2 separate regions of the Mus musculus genome follow, and region 2 is linked to region 1. Evidence: chromatin loops called from intact Hi-C (ENCODE). Cell type or tissue: left cerebral cortex. All regions are shown on one strand. Links, peaks and the distances in the headings refer to the core of each region. The heading gives the core; the rest is flanking DNA. Region 1 holds the start of Sh3glb2 (SH3-domain GRB2-like endophilin B2). Region 2 holds the start of Crat (carnitine acetyltransferase).

Evidence for each region. Hi-C counts contacts between places; a loop is a spot of excess contacts. Peaks named below come from ENCODE experiments on the same cell type or tissue, not always from the same donor. Only the 100,000 strongest peaks of a DNase experiment are listed, where the experiment ranks them.
Region 2: it touches region 1 in a loop (2.1-fold over the local background); 5 of 42 quality-filtered maps call a loop at or near these places.

What each region holds. Positions count from the first base shown.
Region 1 is chr2:30,354,625-30,366,066 of GRCm38, reverse strand. Sh3glb2 (SH3-domain GRB2-like endophilin B2) reads left to right here and starts at 6,751. Exons shown (of 12, transcript NM_001289709.1): 1 at 6,751-6,924; 2 at 10,665-10,806; 3 at 11,086-11,214. The coding sequence starts at 6,862. It overlaps Miga2 (mitoguardin 2), which reads right to left and starts at 1,834. Exons shown (of 16, transcript NM_001242407.1): 1 at 1,762-1,834. In left cerebral cortex, for the core only: CTCF peaks have their summits at 2,994 (motif pointing right), 3,656 (motif pointing right) and 6,638; DNase peaks (open chromatin) are centred at 6,793, 7,372, 8,191, 8,413 and 1 more place; H3K4me3 peaks cover 3,234 bases; H3K27ac peaks cover 3,461 bases.
Region 2 is chr2:30,407,384-30,418,825 of GRCm38, reverse strand. It overlaps Crat (carnitine acetyltransferase), which reads left to right and starts at 3,078. Exons shown (of 14, transcript NM_007760.3): 1 at 3,078-3,514; 2 at 5,580-5,843; 3 at 8,751-8,869; 4 at 10,032-10,085; 5 at 10,605-10,770; 6 at 10,946-11,120. The coding sequence starts at 3,488. Ptpa (protein phosphatase 2 protein activator) reads right to left here and starts at 2,776. Exons shown (of 10, transcript NM_138748.5): 1 at 2,494-2,776. The coding sequence starts at 2,524. In left cerebral cortex, for the core only: a CTCF peak has its summit at 5,158; DNase peaks (open chromatin) are centred at 2,230, 2,771, 3,157 and 5,108; H3K4me3 peaks cover 3,500 bases; H3K27ac peaks cover 3,673 bases.

The DNA.
Region 1 (11,442 bases), core at 2,100-10,099:
CTAGATACTTCTCTTACTTTTTGTCCCCCAAGTGTTGTGTTTCCTGCTATGAACCAACTGAGTCATGACAGCTATATGGGCAGATGTTTCTCCCTGACTCTCCCCACCTTCTCATGAAGAAACTGAGTTTTGTCCAACCTAAGCCAGGAGTCCAAAATAACTCATCGGTTGCTAAGTGGTGAAGAGAGGGTATGTCAAGGTCTACTGGACTCTGGGTTCTGCTTAACACAGCAGGAACAGGCAGTGCACCCCAGCAGAGACACAGAGAGAAAAGATAGCCCAAGACCCACTAAGACCCAAAGCCAGATGAGATGTTTGATCACATATTCTGAGACCCCAAGACCCTGCAGCAGGGGTCTTGTTCAAGTTCAAGGATGCTTTCTGAGATCTTCAGAGGAAGGAACACCATAGGCCAGGACAGACCCTGTCTCTCTGGGATGATGACCAAAAGTCACTAGGCCAGCACAAGACATGAACAAGGAACAGATTATCCTTGGTGAGTGGGGGAAGGCATACAGCCCTATCAGGCTGGCCCTAGGGCTGTGGGGGGAGGGGAGAGGGCAAGAGGGCTGGCAGGCAGAGTGAGGTTCAAGGGCTAAAGAAATTGCCACACTGTCAAGGGCAGGGTACATTTTTGCCTAGAGGTTAAGTGGGCTATGATGTGCCTCCAGCCTGGCAGGGCACTGAGTGAGAGACAAGGACATCAAATAGCAGGAGATATACTTCTCAGAGCATTTCAACAAGCCAGCGCACTAGCTCTCTGTGAGGCCTCAGTGGAGTCCTTCTCAGAGCACGCAAGGATAGGAATACTGAGGCTTTGAGAGATGAGGACCGAGGCTGGGCCGAGCACCCTAGCCATTGCCTGCTGCTTGCTTGTATCAAACCTGAGGGCCTTGAACGTCTGGGAAGGCCACCTGGTATTAGAGGTGAGCCTATTCTAGGATCCAGGCAGGAGGAGAGAGGGAAGGGGAGGCCTGGCATCTGTTTGCAGGTGAGTCCAGTTAGCCTTGTCTGTGCCCAAGAGGAAGGAAGGGTCCAAGCTCATCATCATATCCTACCTGTCTCTCTATTCTAATGCTGGCCACCAATCCTGCTCCACATTCTTGAGCAGGTAGGTTATCTGCTCCTCCACCCTGGCACCTTAGGCCTGATATCCCGGCTTTCCAATCCAGGCCCTCCTCTTTTGTGCAAGCCAACCCTACTAATTGGCCTGAGCATTCTCTCGTCCCACTTTGACCTGGCTGTGTTATCAGAACCAGGCAGTACTACAGCTCACTCTGCCTCATGTCCTGTTTGTCCCACCCCTGCACATCTCTGTGGGATCCCACGCAGCCGGGCATTGGGCAACCCCACAGTGAACATCAACAATATTCCAAGCTTCAGTATCTGCTCCTTGCGGAGCCTGGGCAGGGACCTTCCTGCTTTGGCCCCGACCTCCCTAGGACATCCTTGACCGCTGTCCACATACAGCGCTGCCCACAGCCGGCACACCTGGGGGGGGAGGTGCCCGCGACCATACTTTTAGATGCTCGCAGCGTTCCAGGCCCGGGAGTCTCCTCTCTGACCCAGCTCCTTTCTCGTTCCACCCACGGAGCCACGCATCCTCTCGAGCCGCCTGGTCCAGGGGATCCACTCATCCCACCTTGGACACCTTCGCGGGCTGGCTGGATCGCAGACCCCGGCGTGGGCCGGGTTCCATGCTCCGCAAGCCTCGCTTCTAGCCCTGCTGATCTGGTCGCCCGCGCAGTGGCCGTCACTCACCAGGGATCCCATCGCTGGGGAAGGGCAGCGTCTCCTTTCCAGGCGGCAATACAACCAAACCACGCCGCTGGATGGGGAAGGCGTGGCCTCGGGCCGGCCAACACAGCTCTGACCAATGAGCGTCTCCATATCGCTCCGCATCGGCGAGGCCCTTGGCCAATGGGGTGAGCTACGTGATCACGCAGACTCCGCCTCCCTCGCTTTTCGCACCGCCCCCTAAGTGTGGTTGCAGTGTGGAATGTCCTCTTCTCTCCTCCGATTGGTCACTAGGATTAGACAGACACACGGACACTAAAAAGGCGGTGGAGTTAGTGGACACCTGGGGCTTTCTGGGAAGCAGCTGCTTAGAGAGTCTCTGCCACACGCTGGTCCTCAGCGTTGTTGTCACTGGGATGTCACACCTGATTACCAAACTCCTGCGCTACACATACTCTCACACCAACAGGCACACACGCATGCACGCACACGCACATCTACAACCCTTATTTATGCATGGTTTGGTTTGGTTTCTTGGTTTTGGATTTTTTTTTTTTTTTTTTTTTTTTTTTTTTTTTTTTGAGACAGGGTTCCTAAAGGATCTATGCTTTGGAGACTAGCAGGTTTTGTATGTTTGTTTTTTAGTTTGGTTTGGTTTGGGGTTTTGGTTGGTTGGGTTGGTTTTTGGTTTTTTTTGTTTTGTTTTGTTATTTTCTGAGGCGATTTTTTTTTTGTGTAGCCCAGGCTGTCCTGGAACTCCTGCCCTCTGTTGGGATTAAAGCCAGGTGTCACCACCGCACTGCCCGCTGATCTTGAATTCTTGATCCTCCTGCCTCCAATCGCCTGAAGTGCTGGAATTATTGGGGTTTTTTTTGTTTGTTTGGTTGGTTGGTTTGGTTTTTTGGGTTTCTCTCTCTCTCTCTCTCTCTCTCTCTCTCTCTCTTTCTTTCTTTCTTTTTCGAGACAGGGTTTCTCTGTGTAGCCCTGGCTGTCCTGGAACTCACTTTGTTGACCAGACTGGCCTCGAACTCAGAAATCTGCCTGCCTCTGCCTCCCAAGAGCTGGGATTAAAGGCGTGCACCACCACTGCCCGGCGAAGTGTTGGAATTATATACAAGCATGTGAAACTCTGCCCAGCTACATCCAAATTCTAAATTAGTAAATAATTATTATTTGAATATCAGGGGAAAAAAATAAAGGCCAAAGTGAACTTTTTTGGTAAAAGGTGCAAGTAGTGCCTATATAGGCCAGAAGAGGGCGACCTCTGATCGCCTGGAACTGGAGTTACAACTGAGAGGAATTCTGTGGGTGCTGGGAATTGAACCCTAGTTCTCTGCAAGAACAATACACTGGGCTTACCAATTGAGCCATCTCTCCAGCCTCCAGTTACTGATCCTTTTCAGCCAGTGTGAGTTACTGAATAAAGACATGCAATTATAAATGGCTTTAACAGGACAGAGCTGGATGCTGTCTGAATGGTCACTATGGCCAGCTACAGACAGATCCTGGTAAGTACAGAGTAAAGAGGAACAATTTCGCATACAAGACTGTGAACACAGACACTTGGGGCTTGTGAGTTACCAGTGTGTAGTTACAGAGCCTGTTAATGTTAGGTCAGTGGTAGGAGACTGGCAGTCTCCTGAAGTTTTTTGTTTTGTTTTGTTTTATTTTCAAACTCCACATATCTGGGCCCCGCCTGCTCTTAGGACAACACCCAGATGCCTGAACAAACACCCAGATGGCTCAGGTTCACCCCTGCACAGACAGATGACAAAGCAAAGGGACCAGCTGAGGAACAGCTCTGGGTGAAAAGATGAGGTTTTCACTTAATATTATTTTTTTAAAGATTTTTTTATTATTATTATATCTAAGTACACTGTAGCTGTCTTCAGACACACCAGAAGAGGGCGTCAGATCTCATTAAGGATGGTCGTGAGGCACCATGTGGTTGCTGGGGTTTGAACTCAGGACCTTCGGAAGAGAAGTCGGTGTTCTTAACCACTGAGCCATCTCTCCAGCCCTATTTAATATTATTTAGTTATTTTATGTATACGAGTACACTGTAGCTGACTTCAGACACACCAGAAGAGGGCATCAGATCTCATTACAGATGGTTGTGAGCCACCATGTGGTTGCTGGGAGTTGAACTCAGGACCTTTCAGAGGAGCAGTCTGTCAGTACTCTTGACCACTGAGCCATCTCTCCAGCCCAAAGCTGAGATTTTGACAGGTGTGGTGATGTACACCTTTAATCCCAGGACTGGGAAGGCAGGAGCATGTGAATCTCAGTGAGTTCTAGGCCAGCCCAGTCTGTATAGTAGCCAAGGCTACATAGTGAGACCCTGACTGAAGAGGAAGAGGAGGAAGAAGAGGGGGAGGAAGAAGAAGAGGAGGAGGAGGAGGAGGAAGAAGAAGAGGAAGAGGAGGAGAAGGAGGAAGAGGAGGAAGAGGAAGAGGAAGAAGAAGAAGGAGAAGGAGAAGGAGAAGGAGAAGGAGAAGAGAAACAAACAAATTTTGAAGGGTTGGAGAGATAGCTCAGTGGTTTAAAAGTGCTTGCTGGGGGCTGGAGAGATGGCTTAGCGGTTAAGAGCACTGACTGCTCTTCCGAAGGTTCTGAGTTCAAATCCCAGCAACCACATGGTGGCTCACAACCATCCGTAATGAGATCTGACTCCCTCCTCTGGAGTGTCTGAAGACAGCTACACTGTACTTCTATATAATAAAAATAAATAAATCTTTTTAAAAAAAAGATGAATCTTTGAAGCAGGAGCAAGAACAGATGGAGTCAGGCACCAAATCCTCTTCCCTGAGCCACAGGGGAAGCAGTAGAAGCAGGACGTCCTCCTGCCTTCCGGGGACTGAGCGACCGCACTCAAGGTCAGGCCATGCTCATGTCCTAGAGCAGCCCATTTTCTCCACCTGGCAGAAACACGAACTTCGACCTTGTATTAGCCAGGGTTCTCTAGAGTCACGGAACGTAAGGGTAGTCTCTATATAGTAAGTTGACAACCAGGAATAGTCATTACGAACCTCCCAACTAAGAAGGCTCATGCTTGGCTTGAGAGCCTTCTCCCTGCCTGTGAGCTCTCTGTCCTGTCCATCCTTCTCTCAGCCAGATGAGGAAGCAATAGGGCCTGTCCTTAGTTTAGTGGCCCTGCATTATCTATCACCAGGCCTTGGCAGAAGAAACAGGTAAATGTCTAGAAGCAGAGTCCCAGAGAGGATGATGAGAGGAATTGAGAGAGGGACCAGAGACAAAGTTCAAATAAAGGGAAAGTGATGGAAAGGGAAAGACAGTGGCAGGGGACAGGGGGACAAGGGACAGGCAGAGAAGACGACTGATATTAGAGCACTATCGCACAGTGGTGGGGTGACAAGGACTAATCAGATTTCCCATGTTTTAAAACGGCTAAGGATGTAGACAGGGAATGTTCTCGTGACGGGTCAAAAGTCGACAGGCGTGATAAATGAGCTTGCCTTCATTATTCCACTGAAATGGCACACACCCAGTTGTCACTCTGTGCCCTGTGCCTGCTGCATACATAATTTACAGCTAGGAAGCGACACCTGTGATTCCAACAGGAAGATGGAGAAGCCGTGCCCGTCTTCAACTGTGTATTAAGTTTGAGAGCAGCCTGGGCTGCAGGAGAGAGACCTTGCAGCAAAGACCAAACCCAAAACCAAAAAAACCCAAACCAATAAACAACAACAACAAAGCAGGCAAAAGTGCATCGGAGGTCAAGCCCACACACTGTTCTTTCACAGGACCAGAATTTGGTTCCCAGCCTCCGTGTGAGGCTTCTCAAAGCTGCCTTTAATTGCAGCTCTGCCAGATCTGACCCCCTCCTCTGGTCTCTGTAAACATGTGGTGTGTGTTCACATACACACAAATAAAAACAGAAATAAATCTGAAAAGGAGGGAGGGGCTGGAGAGATGGCTTAGCAGTCAAGGGCACTGGCTGCTCTTTCAGAGGTCCTGGGTTCTGTTCCCAGCTCTCAGATGGTGGCTCACAGCCATCTGTAATGTCAGTCCCAGGGGATCCAACACCTTCTTCCGGTGTCTGAGGGCACTACACACATAGAATCCATAGTACATGCAAGCAAAACACCCTTACACATAAACACATTTTAAAAATTAACAAACAAAATAAAAGGAGGCCGGAGAGATGGCTCAGCGAGTCATGGAGCTTGCCCCGAGTTTGATCTTCAGGACTACAGAACTCATATACAAGAAGAAGAGGGGACTCTAGAAAGTTGTTCTCTGATCTCCACATCCATGCTACAGCTTTCTGTGTCCCCTGTCTCACATGCATGTGCTCTCACACGCAAACACACACTCATAATAAAACATAAAATAACATTTAAAAGCAAAAACAGGTTTGGGAAGACAGCTCCATGGTTAAAGAACTTAACTGTACAGCCTTGAGAACCTAAATAAATTAAGTCATGTAAATTCCAGAAGCATGGGCCGCGGGCTCCCATGGCCAGTGTGATGCGAGTATCCCTGCAATGTCATGGTCACGGCGACACCCTGTGCTCATGCACACGCAAGCGAACACACAGACACAAACACAAATATACAGCCACACACAGAGGGGGAAAAAATGAAAACAGGAAAGCAAACAAAAACAAAAACGGGTAGATGTGGTGCACACTTTTAATCCCAGCAGAAGTTTCTGTGAATTGGATGCCAGCCTGGTCTACATTTGGCGTTCTAGGCCAGGAGGGGCCTGGAGAGACCCTGTTTTAAACGAATATATTCCCAACTATTTAAAAAAAAAAAACTAAAATTTGCATAATGAATTACCAAAATAATCAATAGTATAGTGTTACAGTGCATCCGCAGAGACCTCCAGGGTGCACGGAAACCGGTTTAGTAAAACGTTGATTAGAGCGAACAGCCCGCTGGTGGGGCCCGCGGCCGGCAGGGGCAGCAGCGCTCCCCAAAGCCCCGCCCCGCGCGCCTGGCCCCGCCCCGCGCTCGGCTCGGCTCGGCCGCGGACGCGCGCGCGCAGAGGGCGGGCGCAGGCAGCAGGTGGGCGGGGTGCGGCGGGGTGCGTGAGGCGGGGCGGGGGGCTGCCGGCTGCTCTGGGGCCGGCGTGGCGGCCCTGCGTACGGGCGCGCCATGGACTTCAACATGAAGAAGCTGGCGTCGGACGCGGGCATCTTCTTCACTCGGGCGGTGCAGGTGAGGCCTGGCACGACGCCGCTCATGGGGCCCGGATGTGGAGCGCGCCCCGGGCGGGCGGGCAGGCTCTCTGCAGCAGGAGCCCCTTTCCTGCAGCAGCGGCTGTGCGCTCTGGGTACAGCTAGGGCCCCTGTTCTCTTGTCCCCGAGCTGCTCAGGGGAGCTCCCAGCGAGGTCAGCTGCACCCCACTATGGCCCGGAACCCATGGGGGCCTGGGCTCCGGTGCCTGGGCGCCTGGCAGTGCCCGTTTACACTGACAAGTTTGCCCACTGCCCTGGTGCCTGCACAGCCCGGGAGGTGGATGCCCACTGGGTGGTTCAGGCCTCTCTGCACTAGTCTGCCTTCCTCCCCTCCCCCGCCCCAGGCCAGGCTGGCAGGTTGAGGGCCACACAAAAATACCCCAATCTCTTTTGCGAGCCTCAGTCTCCATACCCGTGCAATGGGCAGGTTGGTGCTAATGGTTGCATCCAGTCCCTTTCACACGCTTGGGGAGTCAGGCCGGAAGCCAGGAGTTATTTCCTTTCTGCTCTGCGGGAGGCTTGTTTCCTTTTACTTCCCAGGCCTAAAGGATGTCAGAAGGCTAGGATCTGGCAGGCTCTTTGGGTTCTGTCCAGGCCGGTAATGCTGATATTGGAACAAGTCCTAAACATTTGGTAGAAGAAAGAGAAACTGAGGCGAATTCATGTCTCAGCAAAAGGCTGGAGTCAGGATATGGATGGTAATGCTCCTCATGACCTTGGGGGACAGGAGAGCTTTACTTCAGGGCCTCTGTTTCTCGCTCTGAGAAATGGGGTGAGTGGCCCTCTTTCCTGGGTTGGCTGCAAGTGCAGTTGCTGAGGCTAAGTGCACCTGTGCATCCTGCAGTGACCTTGGACAAGCCATCTGAGCCTCACTCTGCCTTCTGTAAAGCAGGTATGAGGCTCAGCTGGGAGGCCCTGTCTGCTCCAAGGCCGGGGGTGGGGTTCCTGAGGTTTCTGTACCCCTGGTCTAACCCATCTCAGTACCCCAGGAATAAGTTCTGTATGCTGCCCTTGTTGACCTGCTAGGCGCAGCCTCCTCCTCTCCCCCTCAGAGGCCCATGTGGTCGTGTTTACTAGAAAGCACAGGTCTCCCCTGAGGCTGAGTGTCCCAGTGCGGATTGCCACTCCCTGTCCAAGCTTGGTGGGCAACCCCAGCACTAGAGAGAATACGAGGGCCTCTGAGCCTCCTCTGTCTCTTGCATGAGGGGGAAAGCCTGTCCCAGGGTTGGCATGGCAACCACACTATCTCACACATCTGGGAAGAACCTGATCTGCAGCTTTCCTGTCACTGCTGGGTCTTGCCATCTGACCTGGCCAGGCCCACAGAGAGGACTCGGAGGTAGTGGTGGCATACAGCTTCCAGGCCTCACTCTGCCTGATAGGGGCAGGCACACAGGTCACACTGGAGCTGCAGCCAGGGCCCAGGCCCAGGCTGGGGTGGAGGAGGGAGCTGGGAGTGTTATAAATAGAGACTTTCTGTGCTCCACACACCCACCCTCCTGCTGATGCCATTTTGCTGGTAACTGCCTTGGACTGTTTCAGGCACCATCCCCTTCCCCTTTGAAGACAAGGCACTAGGTAGCAGAGGCGGCAGGCACCTGTAGTGTGACCTAGAGACGCGTCTACCATGGGAGGGAGGCATCAGGAAGATGGAGGTGTTCTTTATTACTAAGGTGTAACAGCTCCGATGGGTCAGTGTCCCTGTGCCAGGCACCAGGACACACAAGCACACATTCCCTGTGTGGACCAGTGATAATTTTGAGAGACTCATCTCACCTGCATCCCAAAGGGAGCAAGGCCTCCCCAACTTGAAACCTAAGGACAAGATCCCTTCTCCAAGAGTGATTTTTTTTCAGGGTGGCGTCCCTCATAGAGGGCCCCAGAGTTGTGTCCGAAACAGCCAAAGACTGTGAAGCAGGCGCCAGGGGCAGAGTGGCCTCATCAGGGCAGGGAGGCCACACAGCACGCCAGAGTAGTAGGAATGCTATGCTTGTGGGTGGGTATGGGCGCCACCCTGCTGAGGAGCTTAGCAGTGACAGGTACCATCGCCAGGGCTTCACCCTCACCCAAGTCGAGCAGGAAGCAGTGGGTCAAAGTGGATGCCCAGGGCTCAGGAAAACCCAGTAAACATGTGAACCTGTATGTTTGGCAGCTTCCGCCCCCCCTCCCCCCCCCACTCCATGACACCACGGGGAGACTTTATAAGTGATGACACTGGCTAACACTACCCCTGGGCTGGGTGTGGCTCAGCAGGAGTCTTCTACTCCAGGACATTTGAGGCTCCAGGTTCCATTCCCAGAATTTCCAAAACGAAAACTGTTAAACCCATGCTCTACGCTGGCTGGCTGTTCTGTGAGGTGGGTTTTAGCTGCTTTCCAGGGAGAAACTGAGGCCCAGGGAGCTGCTGCCGCCTCTCTGGTCCTTTTCCTCAGCTGGAAAGTGGGACTCATCACAGCCTCAGAGGGCTGGGTGCTCTGGGAGGGCTGGGACCTGCTAGGATTTGGGTCCTTGGAGAGTTAGGACCACACGAAGGGACGGACAGGAAGGGACTGTGAAGACAGGGAGAGGCTGAGCTGCACAGGGAGCTGAGGGAGGAGGGAGGGTTAGAGGGAGGAGGGAGGCTTAAAGCGGGGAGAAGCCCAGGGCCTGCTGCATAATTGATAGCTACTGAGAGACCTGGTGGCTCCTTGGCCGGCCTCTGTATGATTCATCCCAGGCAGTGGCTCTGCAGAGCCTCCTGCCCCCTAAACCCTGACTCCAGCATAGCCCTTTGCTTGGCCTCAGTGGTCATATCTGTGTAATGGGAAGCTTGACCCTGCTTGCTTCCAATACTGCAGAGACTCTGTGCCCCAGGCTGTACAGTGTGCTCCTTATCTTACACCTGGAGCAGATTTCACCTTTTGCTGCTGGCCAATGACCTGGGGCAAGCCTGGTCACCTGGCTGGAAAAAGCCTTTGCTTGGGGGATATCTGTTCCTGGGCTTTTCGACATTAGATGGCCAGGACTTGGACCAGTTTCCCATTATTCCTAGGTGGCCCACATGGCTCCAGCCAGCTCTGATGGGGGACCCGTGTGACCTGCCAGATTCTGGGTACACTCAGCTGCTGGCTCTGGTGGGCTGGCATTGTTCTCTGTTTGCCACACCCAGAAGCCAAACATTTGGCTTAGCTCCCTCCCCACACTCCCTCCCTAGACACACTGCCCATCAGCAGTGTGTGTATTCACGCTGGGCACAAGCTCAGTTGCCAGCCCCCTCGTGTCTAACCCACATCTCTTCTGTCTTCCCCTCTGTAGCCTATGAGAAGCATTTTTACTATCTGTTTTAAAGGAGAAGCTGAGGCACAGAGAGGCAAAGCCCTCTCTCAGTGTCATAGAGTTCAGTGAACAGAACTGAGGCATGAATAGGGTCTCTGTAAGCTAGAACCTAGATTCTTTCTGTTCTCTGTCCTAGCCCCTCTTTCCCATGGAGACCCTTGCTCTGTGCCCCATCTGTTCCCTAAGGACTTGCTACCAAGTTGCCTCCCTGGTGACCGTTTCCTCAGGGCTCACACTCACTGAAAGCACACATGTTTTTGTGGAGAGAGGGACCAGAGATGCTATGGGGTTTCCAGGAGCCTCAATCCTGACTTAACCACCCCCTCACCCTAGAAAAAGGCAAGCAAGACCCAGGGTGGGTTGTGAGAGGTTCTGACCCAGGCCCTCGCCTGCACTTCTTCCCAGTTCACAGAGGAGAAGTTTGGCCAGGCTGAGAAGACGGAGCTTGACGCCCACTTTGAAAACCTCCTAGCTCGGGCAGACAGCACCAAGAACTGGACAGAGCGGATCCTGAGGCAGACCGAGGTGCTGCTGCAGCCCAACCCCAGTGAGTGGGTGCGGGGCAGAGGCAGGTGGGCACCCATCAGGCTCAGGACCACAGCTACACACCATAAATCCTGTTCAAATAGGGGAGACAAGGAGGTGCTGACTTCAGCTCTGTGAGACTTGGAGCTGTTATTTTATGTCTTTGGGCCTTGGCATCCTGGAAGTCTTCAGTGCAGATGCTGGGGTGGGGGTAGGGCTGTCCGGGGTGTGTTCTCTCACTGCCTGTCATCTTTGGCTTAGACCAGAGAGCCCTGTGGTTTTGACTGCTATCTCCCTACAGGTGCTCGAGTGGAGGAGTTCCTATATGAGAAGCTGGACAGAAAGGTGCCCTCGAGAGTCACCAATGGGGAGCTGCTGGCTCAGTACATGGCGGAGGCAGCCAGCGAGCTGGGCCCCAGCACTCCCTACGGTGAGTAGACTGTGTGTGGGGCACTCACTGTCTCTAGCTTTTGAAGTTCCACCTCCTTGCCTTCCCTCCCCCTCTTTCTCACTTTGGACTAGGTTTTGCTATTTAGGGCTGGCCTTAAATCCCAGAGCTCCAGGGGCTTTGACCGCGAATGCTGGGATTGAGGGCGGAGGCTGTCAGGCCAACTTCCTCTGTTTAAAGTTATACAGATGACCTGAGTTTATGCTAAAT
Region 2 (11,442 bases), core at 1,134-9,133, 54 kb before region 1:
GGCTTCCAGGCTACGTCCCCCAAAAAACAGTACATCACTGTGAGGCAAGAGCATGCCATTGAAGAAATACAGTTGGCAGAATACAAACCCAAATCAAAAACAAACAAGCAAACAAAGCAAACAAGCCTTCAGAGCCAGGACTATCACAGAGCTCACATTCACAGCCTCTCCAGTCTCAGGTTGCCTCTGACAAGGAACCCGGAGGCCCTGGATCCCCTGCATTGACAGCTTAAGATCATAACACAAGGAATTTTACAAATGACCCTTGGGAAAAAACCCAAAAGTAGCCCAGAAGCTGGCGCTGAGCAGGAGCTCGGTAGCATCACTACAGCCCAGCACTAGGTGGGTGGAGGCAGAAGGACCCCCAACTCTAGCCAGCCTTGGGCACAGAGTGAGACCCTGCCTCAAAACAAAACAGCTAAGCATGGTGACCCACATATGTGACCCGAGCTCTTGGAAGGGGGACGGGGGGAACAAGAGGATCGGACACACAAAGTCATTCTTGGCTATTAAGGTGATTTTTAGCCAGGCCCAGTGACCTTGTATCAAAAGCACAAGCTGGATACAGCAGTGCAGGCCTTTAATCCCAGCACTCAAGAGGCAGAGACAGGTGGATTTCTGAGCCAGTGTGGTCTGTACAGTGAGTTCTAGTCCTAAACAAGTTCTGGATATGTAGCAAGTGCAGAGAACAGAGCCTGTCTGGAGATGTCAGGAGGAAAATGGAAAGAGCCAGGGGATTTGGAGATACACATCCATACCTGTCTCAAAAAACCAAACAAACGACCCCCCACACACACACCCCAGTGTGCTGGATTTATCACCTCCCATATGTGACAGATGTGACATGTTTGCATCCAGTGAGTACTCACCACACCCAAACACTCTGCTCACATCAGACCACAACTCCATGAGGAAAGTTTGATAAACCTCATTTTAAATTATTTTAAAATTATGTATGTATGTGTGTGTGTGTGCCACACACAGCATGTGAGTGGAGGTCAGAGGACAACATTCAAGTCAGTTCCATTCTCCCACGCGTGGGTTCCCAGGATGGAACTTAGGCTGCCAGACTTGGCAGCAGGCACTCTTACTGAGCCCCGGGTGGCTCAATTTCCGTCTACTAAAGGACACATATGGTGACTTGCCATATAGTCTGTGTAACTCAAAAATGTCCACAACCTTCCTAAGGTTGTTTGGTTGTTTGTTTTTTCCCTCTAGTACATAGGTTCTGGTCCCCAATGTCCCTTCCCTATTCATCTTCAGAGACACTCATTTCAAAAGGAGTCTGCCTGCCTGATAGCTACTCTTTTTTTTTTTTTTTTTGTGGAGACAGGGTTTCTCTGTATAGCCCTGGCTGTCCTGGAACTCACTCTGTAGACCAGGCTGGCCTCAAACTCAGAAATCCACCTGCCTCTGCCTCCCGAGTGCTAGCTACTATCTATGTCTTGATGTCAACACTAAAGTCGATTAAGACACATCCATAAGGCCAGGCAGTGGTGGCGCACTCCCAGCACATGGGAGGCAGAGGCAGGTGGATTTCTGAGTTCGAGGCCAGCCTGGTCTACAGAGTGAGTTCCAGGACAGCCAGAGCTTCACAGAGAAACCCTGTCTCGAAAAACAAAAACAAAACAAACAAAAACGACACATTCATAGAGATTTTGTATAACTTAAAATAAATGTCTGGTTTTGAATTCCACGTGTTCATATATTTAGGGGGGGGGCGCCACAAAAATGGTGCTTCTTTTGATTTTCAAATTTTCTTCCTCCTGAGACTTTCTTTGGGACCACAAAAAAGGAAGTGTGGTGGAAGGTACATCAAACACTATCAAAGTACGAGCTGAGTTTAGCCAACCTAGCCACTCTGTAAGAATTTTCCAGTCCTTCTTAACTACACGGAGTCAGCAAACTGCTTTCTCCTCCTCCAGGAAAGGGGGTCTCTACTGGAGCATCTGGCCTCTGTCTCTGCCCTAGTTACTTGAGATGGACCACAACGAGGCCACAGTGTAAATAAAAGTTACAGACGACGATGCCACCAACCCTCTCATTTTGTACAAACAGCCTCTTAAAATTAGTGGTTTAGACACCGTGGGCAGTTTCTCTCAATTAACTCTGCAGATACTGAAACCCCCAGAGCCAAGCCTGCAGGACGGAAGGAGGGACGGAGGGAGGGAAGACATGCAGGGTGGGCAGGACATGCATGAAGGAGCCTGGCGTCCGAGCGAGGCCCAGGTCCACCCGAGCGGAGTCTCATAAAGAACGCAGCCTCCTGGATCCCTCTCGCCCCGACCCCAGGCAACTCTGCCCCCAGGTCCAGAGCCTTTCCCCTGACCGCGCTCTGCCCGCCCGCCCTGGCCGGGTCGCCCTCACCGCCACCCGCCTGCAGCCCAGGCCGTCAGCCCTGCCTCCTCCGTCCCCAGAGCTCCTCAGACTCGGGAGACCCCCCGAGCCACACCCCTTTCCCACCCGCACGCCCGGGCCCTCCAACCGCCCTACCTGGCGGCGGCTGCCGCTCGCCCTCGGCCATCTTCTCCGTGAGGAGCCGGAGCGGATGCTCGCCGGTCCCTCTCAATGTTCACCCCGCAGCTCTCCCCGGCTCCGCCAAGCTTCCAGCAGGGAAATGAGCGCTGACTGGCTAGGACCGGAAGCCGAGAATTACAGTCACTCGCGCGAAGGCGGCAGCCATGCCGGTGCGAGGCACTCAGGGAGCATGCCCACCAACGGCCGTCTCGCGGCGGCCGCGCCGACCGAGGCAGCGGCCATCTTGGTGCGGGGCGCCGAGGAGCATGCGCACTAACGGCTGCCGCCTGCAAGCCAACTGCGGCGCTGGCAGCCATGTTTGTGCGGGGCGTCGGGTTCTGTTTGCTTGTTTGTTTGTTTGTTTGTTTGTTTTGGTGAGGGGTGATGGAGGGAATAGGTATGGCAGCAGTATTCTTGCGGAGCAAGGCCACCTGTCATCTTCTTTGTGCATGCCTCCACCCAAGCAATCTGAGACAGTCCCCAGTCAACAGTTGTGTTCTCCTGCCATTCCTAGAGTGACGTTCAAGGACACCAGTCAGACTTGAACGCACGTGACCGCCTCGACAGCTAAGGTGGCTTTCGGAGGCGGAGAGCACGAGCGGGACAGCGCCTACCGTTGTGACCCCGTGACGGGAGCCCAGCGCCGGGCTGCTAACAGCTGAGCTAGAGGTCCGTCTCCGCAAGCCCCGCCCTCTGCGGCCACTCCCCGGCTTGGGCCCACCCCGAGATCGGGGCGAGCGGCCGGGGACTGCGAGCCACCAAAGCTCCGCCCCGTGAGTCCTGCCCCACCGGCAGCCCGCCGGGCCCGGTGGCCGCGGGGCCGCCTCTACTGGCTAGCGGCAGTGACTCGGCGACCTTGAACCTAGAACCGGAGCCGCGAACCCACTGACCCCAGCACCCCAGCAGTGGCGCAGTCTTTACCCAGCGCGAGGGGCGGAGCGGACCAAGTGTCCGCAAACAGACTGGGACGATGTTAGCCTTTGCTGCCAGAACCGTGGTGAGTTCGCCCAGCAGGGCCATGGACGGGACAAGACGGGCGGGCCTCCAGCAACGGTCAAGAAAACCCCAGACCGGCTGGTAGGGTGCGATCTGCAAGGTGGATAAAGGAGACCAGGTAAGGGGTGGGTTCGATCCCAGAAGAAGACTGAGAAACCTAGGTTCAAGTCTTTTGTACCTTTCCACTCCACTCCTCCCTAATGCTCCCAGTTATTCGGACTCAGACACCTGTCGGGGCTACTGGTTAGAGAGCTCAGCCCTAGGCTATGCTTCTGCCCGACTAGAGCCACTTCTCCAAGCCTACCCAGTCTCCTTGAGTTCATCAGATGCCCACCCTCCCCATTGCATATTGCTAAGAGAACCTCAGGTGGAGACTAGTACTGAAAATCCCCCAAACAGGCAGGAGGAGGCAGGAGGTGGCAGGCTGCCCCTCACCATCCTTATCTAAAGCAGCTATCCTAATGGTGAGCTCCTGTCCTCTCTGATTCAGGCTGTCTATCCAGCTGTGAACTGGACTGCCCTGTCAGACACTGGGTTGGCAGCTAAGACTGAGATTCTACTAAGAGTCCTGGCAGCACCTGAGACCCTCCTCCAAGTCGTCCCGCCTTCCGTCACCCTCTGGGACCACCTTACTGCATAAGCATTTTAATGCTAGGGAGACTGAAACAAGGAGACAATCAAATCCCATGGTTGTGCTAATAAACTGAGCCCAAATGGGGTCTTTTGGCTTATTACTCACAGCAGAAGCACAAAAGTGTATTTCCCCCACTATTGATCCCAACCTGGATGATCCAGAACTCATTTAGAAAAAACAAACAAACCACCAAAAGAGGGGTGGCCACCAAGGCCCTGAGGTCTGGAAGGGAAACAGCTGGGCAGGTGTGTGGCAATCGTTGGTTGTCCACTAGTGGCCCTTCCCTGGCATCTCCTGTCTTGCACCATTCCCAAGCAGGGCTGATTTCAGGGCCACAGGTTAGCGGCCAGCCTGTTTCCACCCTCCAGCCAAGTTTTCCCACATCAAAAAGATCTATGAAGATTTTGACAGGTGGATTTTTTAATACCTCTCTTGGCTTGCCTCCCTGGCACTGGGCCCATCTAAAGAAGACAGGAGAGAGCTCCCAGTCTCCTCTTACCTCAGTACCTACTTCCAGCCCACTTACCTGCCTTACTCCTCCTCTTCTGGAGGCTAGCGAGAGGCAGAGCGGCATCTGCAGCCCCACAGCTACCACTGCTCCAGCCTTAGATGCTACCACGCCAGTGGCTACTGCCTCACCACCCTTCACGCCTGAATTGTGAGTCTTGTCTTCTCTTTCCAGTCCAGGCAGGTGGCCGCTCTTGCTAGTTTCTGCTCATCCAATTGGTAGCACAGTTAGGCTTAGAGGTCCAGCCCAGGCAGACAGACAGGGCTCACATCCTCAGTCCTGCCATGGAGGACGAGCAGCAGAGAGAGAAGGTATGGAATGGCGCTACTGCCGCTTGCCTGCCACTGTGCCAGCAGCCTGGGCCCTTCCTGTCTTGCTTTCTGCCACCTCCAGAGTCTCCGGGACTCCCTCTTCCTGCCTCTCTCTGCCACCTCTCATCCTCCATGCCAGGCCACTCAGCGCTCTTGCTGCAGCACTACCCACGCCCCTCACCACCGCCCCACAGTGGAGAGAAAGCACAGAGGCTGAAGCCTCCCCCAGAGGTGCTGTCACCAGCTTACCCATTTCCAGTTCTCTCCGATTTCTTAAGCTGGAAGCGGGGGGGGGGGGGGTGAGACATGGGGGGGCTTCGCTTAAAGAGTCAGCTGCCATCTCTCTCGTGCGTCCTGACAGGTGGGAGGTCCCCTTACCTCTGCCACCCCAATAATGTGACTCATCTACACCCCCACCCTTTCCTAGCCTTCCTGCATATATAGGCCCCTGAGAGACGGTACTCCTGTACCTTGAGGGCTGGGCATCTAGGGCAGGCCCCACCCATGAAGCTGTCTTTGCCTCCAGGGGATGGCATATAAGGCCTAGGAGTGTAGTTTAGAAAGAGCTGTGCTTCAGTCTGAGAGAATGAGTAGGCTGTTCTGCATCCCACAGGTAAAACCCCTGGGCCTCCTCAAGCCCTCCTCCTTGATGAAGGTTTCTGGTCGCTTCAAGGCCCACCAAGATGCACTGCCAAGGCTGCCTGTGCCCCCACTTCAGCAATCCCTGGACTATTACCTCAAGGCACTGCAGCCCATCGTGAGTGAGGAAGAATGGGCTCACACCAAGCAACTGGTGGATGAGTTTCAGACCTCAGGGGGCGTAGGGGAACGCCTACAGAAGGGACTGGAGCGCAGGGCCAAGAAAATGGAGAACTGGGTAAGTGAGGTGGCAGCAGCCTGACAGTTGCCTGGGGGCCGTGGGTCCCCCAGAGCTGATACTTAGTTAGGGGCATGGGGAGAAGGCTGGGAACCAGGGTGGTGCATCAGCAGGTGAGGTCATGCTCAGCAGAAGAATTACATGGACATTTTTGAAAAGGAGCTACTGGCTGGGACTGGGCCTCTGAGGTAGAACTTTTGCCTAGCATGTATGAGACTCTGGGTTCCACTCTCAGGGCTGAGGGGAAAGGCAGAGCTATGAATGGCAGTGTCTGTCAGAGGAAGGGCAGAGGAAAAGGGAGCCGCAATATGGCCTGCTTTGGGATAGCGCCTGGGCTGGAGGGTGTTCAGAGCAGGACGGGCAGTCAGGGAAGGAGTGCAGACTTAAGCTTGGTGGGACAGCCTGAGGTTGCTGACCATGTTCCTGGCTCTGGGTCTAATCAGTTAAATTTGTTCAATTTATAAAACATATCTACACTGGCACATGGTACACATTTCTGTATTCATATTATACATAAAGATTAAGGGGGGAAGAGAGCCCAAGCTGCAGGGCAGGAGCCAGGGGCAGTGATGAGGCTGAGGCCTTCACCTGGAGGGGAGTGTGGTGCCTAGGCCTGGCACAAGGAGACAGGGAGTCATGAGGTCCAATGCTGTTTGGAAGACAGCCAATGGCACTTGCTAATACAGTGGGACTGAGGGGTGGGAGCCCCCTTTTTAAAGCAACTGGGAAGAAGGTTACCAATATGAAGCTCAAGAAAGCTGGCTATAGGGGACAGCTGGGTGAAAAAGTCACCCTCAGTGTCCATGGCCCCACAGATACCAAGAGCTACAGAGTCAAGTCCCTTAGGGAGTTCAGTATTTCAGTCTCGTCTAAATACCTGTTCCCATGGACCCTAAGTCAACTCCAGATGATGAAGTTTTAACCGCTTAATTGATGGGTAAATGCATATGCTTATATGTATAGTTTGAGAGATCATTATCAAAAAGTGAAAATAAAAGCCTATGCACTCAGTATGAATGCAGGTTTCTGTTTTTCAAATATTCTCCAAATGAGCTGGTGGGATCAGTAGACACAGACTCTGCATCTCCATCTGAGCTGGTGGGATCAGTAGACACAGACTCTGCAGGGACAGAGCTGTGGGTCTGGGCCGACTACAGTGGGAAACGGGAAGTTCCCGGGGTTGATGGACCTCAGTGGAGTCTGGAGCCACAGGTGGGAAGTAGGAACTAGGTGGGACTTATTAGGGACAAGCATTTGCCAAGCCTTAGCAGCTCAGGGCCTTTGACTATGGAAGTCAGAATGCTGGCCTTAAAAGGATCTTAGAAGCCAGGCGTGGTGGCACATGCCTTTAATCCCAGCACTTGGGAGGCAGAGGCAGGTGGATTTCTGAGTTCAAGGCCAGTCTGGTCTACAAAGTGAGTTCTAGGACATCCAGGGCTATACAGAGAAACCCTGTCTTAAAAAAACAAAAACAGAAGAAAAAAAAAGACCTTAGAGATTCTAGGGTCTAGTGGCTTTCTGACTTCATTGAGCCAAGGACTCTTTGAAGCCAAAGGCTCTGACTAGAGTTGGGGTCATCACAGGACCCTTGAAGCATTGCTGTCTCTGGCAGGAGGCACCTTCTCCCCTTGTCTAAACTGTAGCCTGCAATCCCTGTAGGTGTGAAGGCGCCTGTATGAGAGGGCACCCTTGTCTGTCCGCTTCCTACCACTGAAGAAGCTGAGACCTAGAGAGGTGGACCAAAGCCTACATCCTCACAGTAGCTTTCAGGAAGACCCCCGAGATGTACAGAAGGCCAGCATGCCTCAGTGCCCAGTCCTTGGCTATGAGTCAGCAGGTGGCAGTCACATGTCTTCCCTGCCTATGGCAAGTCACCTTCCCTTGTCTCTTACCAAGGTCCCTGGGTGAGTGGCTCTATGCCACAGGTTAGCCAATGTATATGACGCAGATCCGTTCTGCTGCTGACTGGGACGGGCATGGAGCACATGGGGAGGTCTAGGAACCTTTAAGACATAGGGTATAGCATCATGGTGCATGGCTAGCACATGGGAGACAACACAGGCTAGCCTACTCTGCAAAGCTCTGGGCCAGCCAACGATACATAGTGAGACCAATAAATAAAAGTAAAGTAAAATAAAATAAAATAAAATGCAAAGGGGGATATGTGGAAGTTATGGACAAACACGACTTATTTTAAGTTGTAATGAGCACAAAAAAGGCTGAAGTACTGTCCACACCATGCCTATGGCTGATCCCAAGAAACCCCATCCATGGGGCAGAAAAAGGACCCACCCGCATGTTCTTACTCTTACAATAATTTACCCTCTCAGTGAGGCTGCCCCTTAGGATTGCCCTGATTTTGAGACGAAAGCCAGTGTCGTCCTCCTAGTCTAAGGTGAGTGAGGAGCACCAGTCCAAGTGCGTAGTCCTGCCGCAGGCTGCTGCCCCTTGGACAATTCCCAGCTGGAGATGGTTGGAAGCCCACTTGCTGGGCTTTTTTCTTCCCTGTCATTCCTTGTGCTTTATTCTACATATCTAGGCATGTGTTTTACTTACTAGTGTATTATAATCATTGACAGGGAATTTGTAAGATAAAGTAAGCGCTCAGCGACGGAATGTATGCAGATTAGCGAGTGTGTGGAGTCCAGGATTCAAGCCTCACCAGCACACATACACACAGAAAGAAACAAGAGGAAAGCTGCTCGCTGGTTTATTCCCTGGCCAAGTTTGCTTATAGTTGTTTTCCCAGGTTTTTCTCTAGGCAGTACCAGTCGCACAGGCTCAGGGGAAGATGATGTTGAAGAAGGTAGGGAAGGGGCTGTGAACCTCAGCACTTGCTGGGAGATAGTCCTGCAGAGACCCCAAGGTATCTGGGGTCCTGATCAGCTCTACTCTGGTCCTGTGCAGCTGTCCGAGTGGTGGCTCAAGACAGCCTATCTCCAGTTCCGCCAGCCTGTGGTCATCTACTCCAGCCCAGGAGTGATCCTGCCCAAGCAGGACTTTGTGGATCTACAGGGTCAGCTTCGGTGAGTGTCTGAGACTGGCGCAAGGCTGGGCAGTGCCTGTGGGCAGGGCTCTGTGTGTTTCCAGAACCCTCAAATCTGCACCCTAGGAAACTGGAAAGGCCTTGGCCCTGTGCTTTCATCCCACCAACAGCCTCATCTTACAGATGGGGAAACTGAGGCTCAGAGCAGTGAGGAGACCATCTCCCATGGTCACAAGTCAAGAGGACAGGCTTCTCATGCCAGGGCTTTGCAATCATTCACCCTCCAACCATGCCCTGAGTCCCTCCCACTCTGCTCAGCTGGCCACACAATGACCTTTATACACAGTCCCCTTTTCCATATTCAGCCATGTCACCTGCCCTGGCCCCTGTTCCAGTCCTACCAGAGATAAAAATACTAGCAGCAGGGATCTCTTGCCCAGGAGCCTGCCACTCATTATTGGCACCAGCTTCTCTTAAAGAGACCAGGGCAAGAACAGAGAGAAGCCAGGAGGGGAAAGGAGGGGAAAGGAAGAAAGACGTGTGGCTCAGTGGTCTGGTGATCCTGGACTACACACACACACACACACACACACACACACACACACACACACACACACACACACTAATAAAGGGACCAGGGCTTCTGGTTACAGATGGGACTCAGCCTGGGTTCTCCCACATACTAGATAAAGTATCTTTATTTTACATATCTTACTTCATCCATCCATACTGGGACAGGGGATGGCCTCAGACATTGGGAGATGGTTAGTGTGAGGCAGGAAACCCTGAATAGCCCAAGGAGGAAGAGGTTGACACTAGTGTCATGGGGACACAAAGACTCAGAAAGAGAAAGGGCATGGCCGCTGGGATCCTTGGGCCCTGGAGGGTACCCTTGAATCTCCAATCAGGAATACTTCAGGCCGGCTGGCCCTTGGTGGGAGTCAGTCACTGCCTGCCTCCTATCCTGCCATAGTGTGCCACTGCTGAACAACACCCAGGTCCTTTCAGGTCCTCTCCTGCCAGGAGCGCTCCCCACTGGAGACGGTTCTTACTGCTGCAGGTCTACTTTGAACTCCTTAGGCCCATGTCTCTCGAGGGGCAGTGCTGATTCCACAGGTCCTTCCCACACTTGGCAGGCATCCCTGGCCCAGGGTCCTCCAGTGGATGTCCATATGGCTTCAGATCTCTGCTTCATCCTCCAGGTTTGCTGCCAAACTCATCGAGGGTGTATTGGATTTCAAGTCCATGATTGACAAGTGAGTAGCCCACCCTGACCTGAATACCACCCTTGCCCACACCTACATAATACCATAGCCACCCCTGTCTCTTACACCCACTGTGTCAGTGCAGGCACTTAGCGGGCCCACGTCATTTTCACTTCCTGTTGGCCCAGCTTTGGAAGGGGTTGAGGACAGTGATCAGTGAGAGTGGAGACATTTAAGTCCTCTGCTTCAGCTCCCGGGACTTCTCCTAGTGACATTGACATCCCAGGCAAAATGGATCACAGTTACCTGTAACAAACTGAAGCCCAGATAAGGGAGAAGGAGGCAGTTTGCGGGTGACTCATAAACAGGACTCTAATCCCTGAAAAGTCCAGGCCTCAAGACCTGTAGTTTCACCTTTACACCCTAATAACACCTGCTCTTGCTGGTGGCAATGGTGACACCAAGGAATAAGTCCCTCACCCAGATCAAAGTAGTATAGAAGGTGTCTGTCCACCCTGGCCTCTTCCCCATTCACCCTGCCCAGTGGCCCCTTCCTGTGTCCACCCACAGTGAGACGCTGCCAGTTGAGTTCCTGGGAGGACAGCCGCTGTGCATGAACCAGTATTATCAGATCCTGTCTTCTTGCCGTGTGCCCGGCCCCAAGCAGGACTCAGTGGTGAACTTCTTAAAGTCAAAGAGACCACCCACGCATATAACCGTGGTGCATAACTACCAGGTGGGCACCACTGCCCTGTCTGAGGGGCTCTAGCCCCAGCCCCAGCCCGAGCCCAACTCCAGCTCCTCCCTGGCCCGTGCTGCACTAGTTGTGACCTCCATTGCCAAGGCCAGGAGAGGCTAGTGGTCCTTCTCTGCCTGAGGTCAGCCCTTCTCTCCCTGTCTGGGCGTCACAGTTCTTCGAGCTGGATGTGTACCACAGTGACGGAACACCGCTCACCTCAGATCAGATCTTTGTGCAGCTAGAGAAAATATGGAATTCCTCACTGCAATCCAACAAAGAGCCTGTTGGCATCCTAACCTCCAACCACCGAAACACCTGGGCCAAGGCCTACAACAACCTCATTAAAGGTACTTCCAGGGCATGGGCGTCCTTACATGCCAGATAGGTCCCATCCCAAGCTGGGGTAGCCACCGCTTTGTCGGACCCTCTCAATCTGGAGCAGGTGTACTGGCCCATTTTATAGATGAGAAAACCAAGGCTCAGGTTGACAAAGCCAGTTCCTCCCTGTGAAGTAGCAAGTTGGATTTAGACAAGTGTTCTGGCCGAGGTTCCCTTCTCTGTACACTCTCTGCTCCCAGAACCACTCCCATCAAACCCTATATTGGCCATGGGCATTGTCAGAGTCTGATTGCTGGTTTTGAATTCTGGACTGCCACGTCAGCTCTCTAT